Regions from separate parts of the Homo sapiens genome. Here all the other regions are linked to region 3. A link is a contact called in ENCODE Hi-C or POLR2A ChIA-PET data. All regions are on one chromosome and are shown on one strand. The core of a region is the stretch at or near the end of the contact, and the rest is flanking DNA. Distances in the headings are between cores, read along the strand shown. Region 1 holds the start of VIPAS39 (VPS33B interacting protein, apical-basolateral polarity regulator, spe-39 homolog). Region 2 holds the start of POMT2 (protein O-mannosyltransferase 2). Region 3 holds the start of SEL1L (SEL1L adaptor subunit of SYVN1 ubiquitin ligase).

The links. A loop is a pair of places that touch in the nucleus more often than their neighbours do. ChIA-PET counts read pairs that join two places held with the same protein, here RNA polymerase II (POLR2A). Pooled maps may share reads with other maps.
Region 1: a map of CD8-positive, alpha-beta T cell shows a loop between it and region 3 (16-fold over the local background). The contact joins the promoter of VIPAS39 here to the promoter of SEL1L in region 3. A Hi-C loop is called at or near these places in 3 of 168 maps with a recorded cell type or tissue (CD4-positive, alpha-beta memory T cell, CD8-positive, alpha-beta T cell and naive thymus-derived CD4-positive, alpha-beta T cell) and 11 of 50 pooled maps.
Region 2: a loop to region 3 is called in a map of CD8-positive, alpha-beta T cell, with 17 times the contacts of the local background. The contact joins the promoter of POMT2 here to the promoter of SEL1L in region 3. A Hi-C loop is called at or near these places in 1 of 168 maps with a recorded cell type or tissue (CD8-positive, alpha-beta T cell) and 10 of 50 pooled maps. POLR2A ChIA-PET finds 5 or more read pairs at or near these places in 1 of 52 experiments (CD4-positive, alpha-beta T cell).

The regions. Positions count from the first base shown.
Region 1 is chr14:77,455,670-77,459,762 of GRCh38, forward strand. VIPAS39 (VPS33B interacting protein, apical-basolateral polarity regulator, spe-39 homolog) reads right to left here and starts at 1,932. Exons shown (of 20, transcript NM_001193315.2): 1 at 1,826-1,932. It overlaps AHSA1 (activator of HSP90 ATPase activity 1), which reads left to right and starts at 2,424. Exons shown (of 9, transcript NM_012111.3): 1 at 2,424-2,600; 2 at 3,947-4,093. The coding sequence starts at 2,521. RefSeq lists enhancers at 1,730-2,252, 1,871-2,330, 2,253-2,775, 2,501-2,680.
Region 2 is chr14:77,318,130-77,322,132 of GRCh38, forward strand. It overlaps POMT2 (protein O-mannosyltransferase 2), which reads right to left and starts at 2,754. Exons shown (of 21, transcript NM_013382.7): 1 at 2,305-2,754. The coding sequence starts at 2,552. GSTZ1 (glutathione S-transferase zeta 1) reads left to right here and starts at 2,907. Exons shown (of 9, transcript NM_145870.3): 1 at 2,907-3,054. The coding sequence starts at 3,040. RefSeq lists silencers at 2,241-2,290, 2,521-2,900 and enhancers at 2,981-3,250, 3,128-3,989, 3,521-3,570.
Region 3 is chr14:81,532,359-81,536,441 of GRCh38, forward strand. It overlaps SEL1L (SEL1L adaptor subunit of SYVN1 ubiquitin ligase), which reads right to left and starts at 1,495. Exons shown (of 21, transcript NM_005065.6): 1 at 1,317-1,495. The coding sequence starts at 1,386. RefSeq lists an enhancer at 1,283-1,782 and a silencer at 1,499-1,618.

The DNA of each region.
Region 1 (4,093 bases), core at 682-3,181, 4.1 Mb before region 3:
TAAAAGCTTGAGAAAAGCCTTGTCATGGTAGTCCTGTTGAGGCTTTTGATAGCCCTTAAAGATACTCTACTGTTACTTCCTGACTTTGTTTTCAACTCAGGGGATATAGGGATAGCAAGGGTATTGTGGGGATTTTCTACTATCTGGTCCCTTCTCACGGCAGACATCACTAATTGATTTCTACTGGTACAGGGTTGTTTAAAAATCCTTTTCTGTATTTAATTTTAGGGAGATAAACCAAAAATGCTGGCAGACACCATGAAATCATCCCACACAGACATTGTAGTCAGGCAACCTTGAGTTCAAATCCTGGTTTCTCTTAATTCTGAGCAAAGTGGATAAATGACTTTACTTCTAAGCCTTGGAGAAAATTATATCCTATCTCACAGGGTTGCAGGGAACATCTATAAAAGTGTCTAGCAGAAAGTAAATACTAAATGTTATTTCCTTTTAATATGGAATATCATACTGACATTTTTCTGTCTTGGTTTTCCCGTCTGTTAAATGGGCATAACAGATGACCTACCTTAGAAATGGTTCTGAGGAGTAAACCAGTTAATACATGTAAAGTGCTTAGTGCCTGACCCAAAATTAACACTCAATAGTAACTTTTATTATTAATACATCATCCTGGTACCTTGGGAAAAGCTAAAAAAGAAAATATTTTTTAGCAATCCTAAAGATTAAAAAAAATACAAAAATTCTGAGTAGCCACAAATGCTGAAGATGTGTATAGAACATATAAATGTCTCTGGCACACATGTCAGTTCATAAATCACTCTGTCATTCGTTTGATCCTCAGAACAATCTTGTAAGGTAGGCCTGGGAGATTCCATTTCCATGTTACTCATGGGGAAAGTGAGGCACAAAAGAGTTCAGTATCAAAGCCACTTTGTTAAATGCTCCTATTTCAAATTACAATCCAGGCTTTCTGGCTCCTAGACCATTTCTAGTGTCTTGCATGGTCCTTCTACCTATTTTTCACTTTCCAGAAAACTAGAGATCATTCCTTCACTATAGTAATTATCTACAGATAGACATAGAATGTGTCTAACAAACACAATAATCTACCAGAGGATTTCTGGAATCTTTTTAACCATGCAATGGCAGTAGACAACTGCCATCAATTTGTATTTATAACGCCAAATGAGAAGCTAGGTTTACTTGGCAAGTATAGATAATGATCTAGTGGCTCTAGAGTTATAAAGTAATCAGGTACGATTGTCACTCTTAAGAGTGACAGGTGCTTCAACATGATTTAAAATACTTCAGAGGTTTGTCTTTATCGTCTCTTGTTTACTGACAGCCCACAAGGCAGGGTGAGAGACCTCAGGGGAGAACAGGAACTTTACAAAGGAAAACAGAAGAATCAGCAAGAAAACCACAACATGCTCCCTGCCTCAGAAAACTCCAAAAACCACCTACTGAGAAGTCAGACTTGGTTTCAATTATCTTCCGAGCCAGGAAGATACAGGTGAGGCTTGTGAACTGAGACCAGGGAACAAGAGTTAAGCTAGGATGACTCTACGGGTGAACGTCCAGGAAGCCATGGATCTACCGCAGTCGTCAGAGCCCAGCGGATCCCTGGCAGAGTTAAATGCTCGTTCTGAACCAAATGTCCGCTTCCGAACCAATCGCTGGTGCTCACTCGCAGCCCCAGTCCCAAGCGTACTCCAGCGCCCAAGGGTCGCCCTGACTGAAAGAAGAGAATCAGGCCTGTAGTCATAGGGTGTAGGGATGCCTCCTAGAAGAGGGGAAAAGATCAAGATGCGGAGAGGCTGGATCCAGCCAGATACGCGACCCAAGGGGCTTGGGACACCCTCACCTCTTCCGCACAGAGCCCTCCCTCTCAGGACAGCGCCAGCCTCCGCCGCCGCTGGACCAGCCCTTCTATTCAGGCTGTGCAGCTTAGAGAAGGGGGCGGAAGGGAATAATCGTAGGGCGGAGAGAAAACACGAATAACGAGACCGCAGGGCATGCTGGAAGTCGTAGTTTCTTCTGCCTCTGCTGTCAGGCGCTGTCCCGACGAACCACAAGGCTTCTTGACTACAGCCCCCAGAAACCCCAAGCACCGTGCTAGGTCATTTCCTCTCCTTTCCGCGAGACCTTCCGCGGTTATCCAGCGAGTCACGTAGCAAGACTACAATTCCCATGAGGCTCAGCAAGGGCGATTTAGGGTCCAGGGAAGCAATGAGACGTGTTCTTTGTTTTCCTATGGGTGAGGAATGGTTGTATGAGCAGTTGGGTTTCGGGACGCTTTTTGGGGAGAACCCGATGGAGTCTGAAGGATCTCTAAATCAGGCGGAACCCACGGTGCGGCGAGTTGGGACGGAAGTAACCGGTGGGAGTGGGGAGGAGCCGGAAGTTAAGGAGGGGAGGGGGTGGAGGGAAAAGCAAGCCAGGAGGTGCTTGCGGCCGCTTCTAGTAGTTTCCAGGCGCTGCCGGGCGGCTGGCACTAAGCGGTCCTGAGGCTGTGGCTACGGCTGCTCCGGAGCTGGTGGCGCCGCGATAGGAGAGCCGATGGCCAAGTGGGGTGAGGGAGACCCACGCTGGATCGTGGAGGAGCGGGCGGACGCCACCAACGTCAACAACTGGCACTGGTGAGGGCCAGAAAAGCAGGCCGGCCTTGGGAGACCTGCGGCCGGGCCAGGGTTTCAGGGTTCCTAGAACCTCGGCCCGGACAGAGCTGGGGCTGAGGTAGCCCTGTCCGGAGATGGGGGTGGGTCCTTCCTGTGGCAGGGGTCCGTAGCCCCAGGCCTCTCCACTCCGCGGTCACCTTCTCAGTGTTTGAGGGGAGGGAGATGGACGTGGAGGGCTGCGCCCCAGAGGAGGGTTGTCAGAGAGACTAGGAGATAACGCCCTGGCTGCTGCATCCAGCCCGAGCAGGGAGGTGCTTATTACACGTGGCCAGAGGAGTCACTGAGACTGGAACCTCCTTTGATTGTGTTGGGAGATAGCTGTGAAAGGCCTAAGGCCAGGGGTCTGTAATTCCTATTTTGCGGCCTGCGGTAAAATTAAAAGTCATTCATAGGGGACCGCTGCAGCGGTCCCGCGGGAGATTGAGAACGTGTTGTGCAGGTGCTCAGAGCTCAGATAGCTGCGGCCTCTCACCCGGAACTATCAGGTCGGGTGTGTTGGAACTCCAGGTTGCCGAGCAGCCGTGGTTTTATAACCTGACCGTTCTTAAAATAACTGCCCTCCTTCATGAAATCTTCCCAAAGTAATATTAGTTTCCTTATTTTTGAATTCCACTGAACTTTTTTCGTAATGTTTGTATTGTACCGTTACTTTGTTGCAGCCTTTTTTGCTGTTGTTTTCTCTAATAGTTGATAAGTAGGAAGGCAGATAGTGATGTTTCTTTTCCATATCTCACTTTGTATTCTCTCTTCTTAACATGCAGAGTACTTGACCTAATTTTTGTTGTTTGTTTTGAAGCCCTGGACTTAACGTTTTTGTGGCCATCTAGGGGACAGTGAATGTGTAGGAAGTTTATAATGCAAGTGCGAATCTGATAGGTCAGAACACCGTGCCAATGAGGTCAGGGTTATTGGTTTAATCCTTTCTGGGCCTTTTAGCTAAGTACTATTCTTTCATGGTCCAGTCTGTGTTCCTGATCTCAGCAATATGTGCAGTTTTCCACTTGGTCAAATGGGGGCGCCATGTTAAAGTATCAAGTATTCCCCCGCACCATCATGCCGAGAAAGGAGAGCATAATTTTCCATTGAGTTTATACCATTTTCTACAGCAGCTGTCTTTGTTGACAGTGTGCAACCCCTTGTCTTCCTAAAAAAGAATGACATGTTTGTGGACATACTGGAGTGCGACTGGGAGTTTTTGTGTTCTTTTCAAACTATTTGTCAGGCCTCCTTTAACCTCGTATTCTCTTGCATAGAGCAGCGTATCCTCCGTTTGACTGCTGGTTCATAGCTCTGTTTCTGCTTTGCAGGACGGAGAGAGATGCTTCAAATTGGTCCACGGATAAGCTGAAAACACTGTTCCTGGCAGTGCAGGTTCAAAATGAAGAAGGCAAGTGTGAGGTGACGGAAGTGAGTAAGCTTGATGGAGAGGCATCCATTAACAATCGCAAAGGGAA
Region 2 (4,003 bases), core at 1,504-4,003, 4.2 Mb before region 3:
AAGGAACACCACAGGACCCTGGAGATGTAAAGAGAAGGGAAACAATGTTCTCTTTGTCCCTATCCAGCACCAAAGCCTGGCAAACATTCACATGGTCCATCTAGGTCAAGCAGCAACTGTGGCTGGCAATCTGACCTGTGGCTGAGTTTGTCATCTCACTATGAAAACATAAAAACTTTATCTAGCAGGTCAGTATAAAAAAGAAAATAAAAAAAGAAAACAAAAACTCACATGGACACGGCCAGTCTTGAACTATTCCCACGTGCCTGATGACATCAACACCAACTCCCAAACGCAGACCTCCCTCATAGGTGTGCAAACACACAGATCAGCACCACCTTCTATCAATGCGGCTGATACAAATCACATGCTTCTCCTGAGATCCTAAGGGCCTTACTTAGGTTATGCCTTGTCTAGTGATTGAGGCTGCAACTGTTCAGTGACACTGCCCATGTGGTTTAAACCACTGTAATGGTAATCAAATTTGATGGTGATCCAAATAAAAATCTAACAAAAATCCTGGAGTGGCCTGCACTCCTCCAAGTAATATGTTAGTGTAAGGAAGAATGGGTCACAAAATATCTTTCCATTAATCATGGTAGTTAATTTTTTTTTTTTTTTTTTGAGACAGAGTCTGGCTTTGTCGCCTAGGCTGGAATGCAATGGTGCGATCTTAGCTCACTGCAACCTCTGCTTCCCAGGTTCAAGTGATTCTCCCACCTCAGCCTCCCGAGTAGCTGGGATTACAGGCACCCGCCATCATGCCCGGCTAAGTCTTGTATTTTCAGTTGAGACGGAGTTTCACCATGTTGGCCAGGTTGGTCTCGAACTCCTGACCTCAGGTGATCTGCCCGCCTCGGCCTCCCAAACTGCCGGGATTACAGGTGTGAGCCACTGCGCCCAGCCTGGTAATTACTTTCTTAAAAAAATTTTTACAAGGGTAGTGGGCTATTGTAATTACTGGTAATGACACCAAAGATCAGAGATCAATCTGAACCCCTGTGCACAGGTCACAGTGGTTAATAGACTGGTCTTAGACTGCAGCCCAGATGTCTGAAATAAGATTCCTCGGTGCCCCCAGGACTTATTCACAAGTGGCTGAATCCAGGACCCTGGAGGGCATGGTTGAGGTAAATACTGTAAGCTGGCCTTATTCTGCTGCTTAGAGTCCCATTGACAACAACCTTAATTAAATGCTGTAAGGGACAAACTGAAAAGATGTGAGTAGCCAGGGGAGTTGTATATTCATGTGAAAATCTGCTAGAAGCCAAGACCATAGAATCGAGGAGTGAGAGAGGCTGTCAGATTGCTCGTGCCTCTACACATCATTCTGGGTATACCAAGAATGCAAGGCCCTGACTGCATCTCACCTGGGCCATTTCTCATGGTTGTGTTTGCAGCAAGCAACTTTGAGAGAAGAGGCAGTGTCTCCCTCCAGGACAAAGAGGAGGTCTGCGTACTGCCTTCTATAAAACAGCAGATTTTCCAAGCTTGTCGTTCCTTCACTTGGATGCAACCCACTGCCTGTGCAGTCATCCATTTAAACCCATAGCGTCACCCTGTGGGACTTGGATGGCAAGGGAAACTGCTTCTAACATGCATCCTATTTCCTGTAATAAAGTCCTTTGTCTCTAACCCAGGAGTCTCATCTTCTGCCAGCAGTCACGACACAATAACAAGCTAATTTATTAATTTCTAAATAAAGCAACCCTGACAGTCTGTTTTCTTGCCTGCTTTTTGCTTAAAGAATTCCATTTCTGACACCCAGTATCTGGATAGTACAAGCTAAAACCTTTAAGAAAATAAATCTCTTCTCACAAGAAGAGTTCTGCCTCATAAAATCCTTTGGTCACCATACCTGAACACCCAAACTGTCCTTGCCCTATAGGATAAAGGTACACAGTTAGGTATTTTCTCCTCTGTTGATGCCTGAAAATCCTGCAGACATAGGAACTCAGGCCTTAGAAAATTCTGTACCCAAAAATTTGCAATTCTCTTTGGAAAGTTGAAAGCACCTTTAAAAGCCACAATTTGCAAGCCAGGTGATGCACTGTAGCATAACCTGGAAGACATGAGGGCTGCTTCCTCAGATACTAAGAATCCCACTGCCCCACCACCAGAGCAAAACGATCCCCCTCCCAGAGAATGCACCTCGCCAGAGGCCAACCCACCCGATACCTCAAGTTCCCCTCCACCGTGGCCCTCCTCCTATAGATCCCGCCCCCTCCGTACCCTCGGGCCAATCAGAGGGCGGCGTCCCGTCGCGGTTGCCATGGTGCCCGCCGAGTCCCTCCCATCACTCACCAGATGTGCGGCGGCTCGTCCAAGCGGTGGAAGCGGGTGGCGAAGGACAGCAGCGTCACCAAGGCCAGCAGGGCCCACCAGCCGACCGCCTCGAAGCGCCGTGAGCCCCAAGCAGGCCGTTTGGGGCTTCGCGCCACAGCCTCAGCGGCCACGTCCCGGCCTGCGGCCCTAGCAGCCTGGGGGCCACAGCGGCCCCTCCGGGGACGCAGCTCGGACTCTGCCAGGCCTCCGCCCGTGGCCGGCGGCATCTTCCCCCTCCTCTGGGTCGCCCTCCGGCCCGGAGGCACACTTTGTCTGACCAGCCGCCCCGCCAAGGAGTCACAAGAGGGCAGCTCGGGGTACCCCGGGAAATGCAACGCCCTTCACTGCAGCGGAGCGCGGGGCCCCGGGCTCGGGGCGGGGCGGGCAGCGTGGTCGCGGCCCGGGCCGCTAGGAGGCGGCAGGAGGCGCAGAGCATGTCGGGACCGGGAGGGCCGGCCGGCCCGGGGCGGGGGGGACTGGGCAGGAGGGGTCGGGCTCAGGGAACTGCAACTCCCAGCAGCCCCCAGGTACGGGGCGTGGCGGGAGAGCTGGGCGAGCCAGAGGCGACCGGAAGGATCTTTCTAGTCCAGCCCCTCGCTTTACCCGGACGAAAGACACGGGCCTGATTCGTCGAGTCTCACTGAGCCTTAGTCGTCGGCAGGTCCCAGGCGCGAAGTTTCTCGGCCTGGAGGAGGGGGTCGCGCGAAGTGCCAGATGCAGGCGGGGAAGGTCTGTGACGCGCACCCGGGTGGAGGGAAGCTGGTTAGACACCTGGAGACCCTGGGGGGCGGGGTCAGAAGTGAGCTGCACCGCCCGCCCAGGCCGACAACGACTCCCGGCATGCAGTGCTTTGCGCCGGGCACGCTCTGCGCCTGCGTGCTGCGCGCTGCCCGCTGGGGCTCGAAGTTCCGGGAGGGTTGGGCCAGAGGAGGCGGTCCTGGTAGGGAGTGCGTAGCAGGGTGGAGTCGCTGTCCGGTCGCGCTTCACTTCTGCTCCGCCCTCCCTGCTCCCCATAACAGACCCCTCCCTCCACTAAGGCTTCCAAACGTCGCCCCAAGCCTCCCAATTTCTCGCAGCCCTTCATGCTCTTCTCTTGGCCCTAGCAGGAGGTGACCTTCCAGTAATGTTTGTATTTTAAGAGTCCCCGGGCCGGGCGCGGTGGCTCACGCCTGTAATCCCAGCACTTTGGGAGGCCGAGGCGGGCGGATCACAAGGTCAGGAGATAGAGACCATCCTGGCTAACACGATGAAACCCTGTCTCTATTAAAATACAAAAAAATTAGCCAGGCGTGGTAGCGGGCGCCTGTAGTCCCAGCTACTCGGGAGGCTGAGGCAGGAGAATAGCGTGAACCCAGGAGGCGGAGCTTGCAGTGAGCCGAGATCGCGCCACTGCACTCCAGCCTGGGCGAAAGAGCGGGACTCCGGCTCAAAAAAAAAAAAAAAAGGCCCCGAGCGAGGAGAGGCAGTCATGACAATCACCTGGGGAGCTTCACGGCTTTCACATGTTCTTCCCGGGGCCTGCTCCAGAGCCACTCTGTTCATCTCTGGTGGAACGGGCTCGAGAATCTGCATGTTTTTATAAGCGGTCTAGATGGTTCTTAACGTGCCATGAAGTTTGAGAACCACTTTTGTGGCACTAAGGAAGGTGGCACGTTAGATGGGACTTTGCGTCACGTTA
Region 3 (4,083 bases), core at 245-2,744:
AGGTCCATGGTCCAGCAGGTACTCTACTCATTAAGCTCAACAGCTTCATTTCATGCTTTTTGATCAAATATTAAATAACTGCTAAAAGTGCTTCGAGAGTTAAGTATAGTCTAAAGATCTGGTCATTAACTCAAACCATCACTACTACTGGAGGGAGGGGAGTGGACCTGAAAGAATGATGTTGGCAGTAAAGTAATTAGCATAGGGTTGGTGCTTTTGAAATGGTATCTCAAACCACATCATGGATAGAATTTAGGTTTAAGCCTCTTATTTTAGAAGCAGAATGACGTTATGGCATTGATTTACAACTAGGACAGGTAATTTGGGGATTCAGATAACCATCTGGGAAATTTTCTGTTAAAAAAAAGCTGACATTTATTAAAAAAAGAAAAAGCTGACATTTATACTCCGTGTTGTCCCCCCAAAACGTCAAGCCACAGAACACCTGTCCTGTTAACTGAAACTGATTAAAATTCCAAAGTTTTACTGTACTAATTTTTATTTATCAACACTTAGAAACACGAAGTTTTCATGAACACTCTCAAAATGGAAATTTTCAAATGTAGGCAGATTAAAACATTAAAAAAGGGGGAAAAAAGCAGAACCAGAATAAACATTAGCTAACTGGAAAATCAATTCAAAAGCACACAAATTTCTGTATCTATATAAAACGCATCTTATAAGAACCAAGATTTTCCCAAACATCATAAAATGACTGTCAACAAACATGGGGCAACTCAGAAACACTGTGACAGGTCACCGCTTTCTCAGGAAGGTTTCAAAAAAGTAAAAAGTGGCTACGATGAGATCAAAAGTCTTCGTTTTTAAACAGACAGACCAGGGACCATCTCAGGTGTTAAGCAAACTACTGTCAACATCCTGGTCTGGATGGATCCTCCTCTGCCCCAAAGTGACAGCTCCAGGTTTGTCAATTATTTAACTTACAATTCCCAAGCCCAGAGTTCTAGACCAGACCCTTCCTCTACCCCAGGGTCGAGGAAGCTCCACTCGGGCTCCTGTATCAGGATTCATTCCTTTGGAGTCAATTCCGCGTTCGTGAGAAGAGTCGCGCAAAGTTTGTTACGTGGGAGAGAGGTGTGGGCAGGGTGACCGCCCCTTCTTTTTCCACCCCACTCCACCTTCCTAAATAGCCCCTTTGGCGCAGGCCAAGCAAAGCCAAAGAGCGAGTGACAGCCCAGTGCGAGATGTGCCCAGGGAGAACGGGGTCCCGAGCCTGGAGTCCCCACGGCCCCGCCGGCTGTAGAGGCTGGGGGGCGGAGGCTCTGGGCCTTCAGCCCGAGGGGGCGGATACTGACCCGAGGACGCCGAGGCCAAGCTCAGCAGCACCGCACACAGCAGCAGCGTCAGCCCTATCCGGACCCGCATCCTCCTCTCGGGGCCGGTGCCAACCCCTAGAGCTGTCGCCTTCGCCTCTGCCACCACGGACTCAGCCACCACCGCCGCCTCGCCGCTGCTCTTCCTGCTCTAGTCTCCTTCCTCCGCCCCTTCCCAGGCTTCCCTGACCCAGCGCGCAGCCAATCCCCGCCCGCCGTCGCGGGCTTCTGGTCCAATCACCATGGTCTCCCCGCCCACCCCCATTGCTCCGCCCCGGGGGTCATTCATTGGCCAATCATTGTACGAAGCTCCCACACCAGCTTTCTCGGTTGGACCACGACTCACGGACATGGCCCCAGCTAATTGGTAGCCCCTGGGTTCAACCGGAATCAGCGCGTGAGTCCAAGACTGGGAGAAAGAGGCTCATCCGAGACTACAATTCCCAGAATGCGCTTCATGTGATTAACTCGGGGGGTGCTCTTGGGAAACGTAGTCCATCGTAGGGCAAGATTTACAAGTGCGGGTGACTGTTGAAGTTAGAATTTAACTAACACCTGGGCTAAATATTAACTCAAGGCTATGGATTCACAAGCCTTTTTAAATTGACCCAAAATAAATATTAAGGAATAATTTTAAGAACTTGTAATGTGTTTAGCATCTTTTCCTGTTTTATTTAAAAAATTTAAATTGGGCATAGTGATAAGAGCACTGAGAAAAATGCCACAGCTAGTTGAATTTGAGGTGTTTTTTAAAACTTAGATAAAACAGTACCGTGAAGTACGGAAACCAGGGTGCAACTCAGTACCTGTCCTCCTTTCTCCGACAAAACAAAAGGAAATAAATCCGCTCGGCACAGATTATCTCAATACAGTATTTATTTTCACTAGGTTCACCAGACAATAATCATAAAGAAAATGTGCCAACAGCTTTGAAAAATTATTTTAAACACTTGTCCTCATCCTTCTCCTCTTGTGAGTTGCATTGTTCTCTTCTTTCCTAACTAAAGTCAGGAGACCAGGTTCACGTGTGTGGAGGTAGAGGTGATAGTGATTGCATCGCAGGCACGGAAATACTCTATGTAATAAGCACGAAATCCAGGCATGTTCCAACTGAGTAGCAGAGCAGTGACTTGGTGTGCCTGCCCTTTCTTTTCTCAAACCGTGTCATTCTGCTTTCCCTGTCATCCACCCACAGTCAGCTCTAAGGCCTAGAACCTAGTCCAGCCAAGTGAAGGACTTTGGAAAAGTCTCTGCTGGCCATGTGTCTTAACACTTCTGGGCATTTGTCTTCCTTCCTTTTTTTTTTTGTTTTTTGTTTTTTGTTTTTTGAGATACAGCCTTTTATTTTCAGGAAGATGGTAAAAAACCAACCACTGTTTCTCATTCACATCGGAGGAGATGAAGGAAAGAATTATCTCCTCCAAAAACTTGTCTTTTCAGCTACATCACCATTTCTGTCACTAACAATGTTCCCTCTGAGTTCCTCTGATTATAAATCATAGAGTAAAATCTGGTATATTTTCCTTTCTTTTTCATCTTATTGATAATCAAGTTCTATCAGTTTAAACTATGTAACTTTTAAATTGTTTTATTTTATTATGTACCTCTGTTCTCTTCCTCACTGAAAACTCCCCTAATGGCTTTCATTTTCTCTCACCTGGATGATGCACCTGAGTTCCAGCCATACTCACTGACATCATTCTCCCTTTAACCTGAATCACATATCATGGCCATATTAATTTTCCTTAAACACTGCTTTCATATGCCTATTGAAAATTTTCAATGGCTACACTTTTCACAGAATAAAAAAAATTAGAACTTATTCTACTCACAAAATAGGAACTGTGCTGACAGTTCTACTCTGTTGGGGAAGTACCAGGGAAGAAACTTCTGCCTTCTACAGAAGAGCCAGTGATTATCTGTTTGATTAAAACTGGGGAAAGTTTGCTGCTTAGTTAAGCCCCAACTTCTTTTTTCAGTTTTGTCTTTACTGAGTACGTCTTATATTTAAGGGTTGTTCTGGGTGCTGCTGCATGGACCAAATAGCCACTTCCGTTTTACTTTCCAGATTTCACATTAACACAATCATGTCTTCCTAAGGGTTCCTCTACCCTTTCTCCAACTGCCCTTGCTTCTTTCACTTAGCCATAACTCTGGCATCCTTCCCAATTTCATTCACATTTCGTCTTGGATCACACTTCTCCAACCAGATCTGTCCTCATTAATCTTCATTTCTCTAAGAATCTATTGAACACTCACAATCTTGCCTTATAAACAGATTGTAAACATGCTGAGGCTGGAGATGATCATGTGATTCTGTGTATAGGTATATAGTGCTGGACTTGCCACCACTAGCACTAGTTAATTATTTATTGGTTGATAGATATGTCTTGCCTGTCTGTTGTGAGATTCAAAATGGAGACACAGGATAAAAGCACTTTCTACATTGTAGGATGTTTTACATATAGTATTGTTTCTTATTGATTGCTTGGTTGAGGCGAAGGAGGGAAATTAGTTTTATACCCTTAATGCGAAAAGGGCTTAGAGCTGCTAGAGCTTTTGCCTTTAGCCAGCAATGAGTAGCTGACGTGCTCTGAGAATTCTCATAGGACCTGACTTCCTGGGGAAGTTCCAAGTCTCCAAAGTGGTTCAGAATATGCTGTGGGAAAGTCAGATTTATTTTATCAGCCTGCTATATTACATGAGATTAATTAGAAAAAAGGTTGTGAATTCTCCATGGCCTATCCAG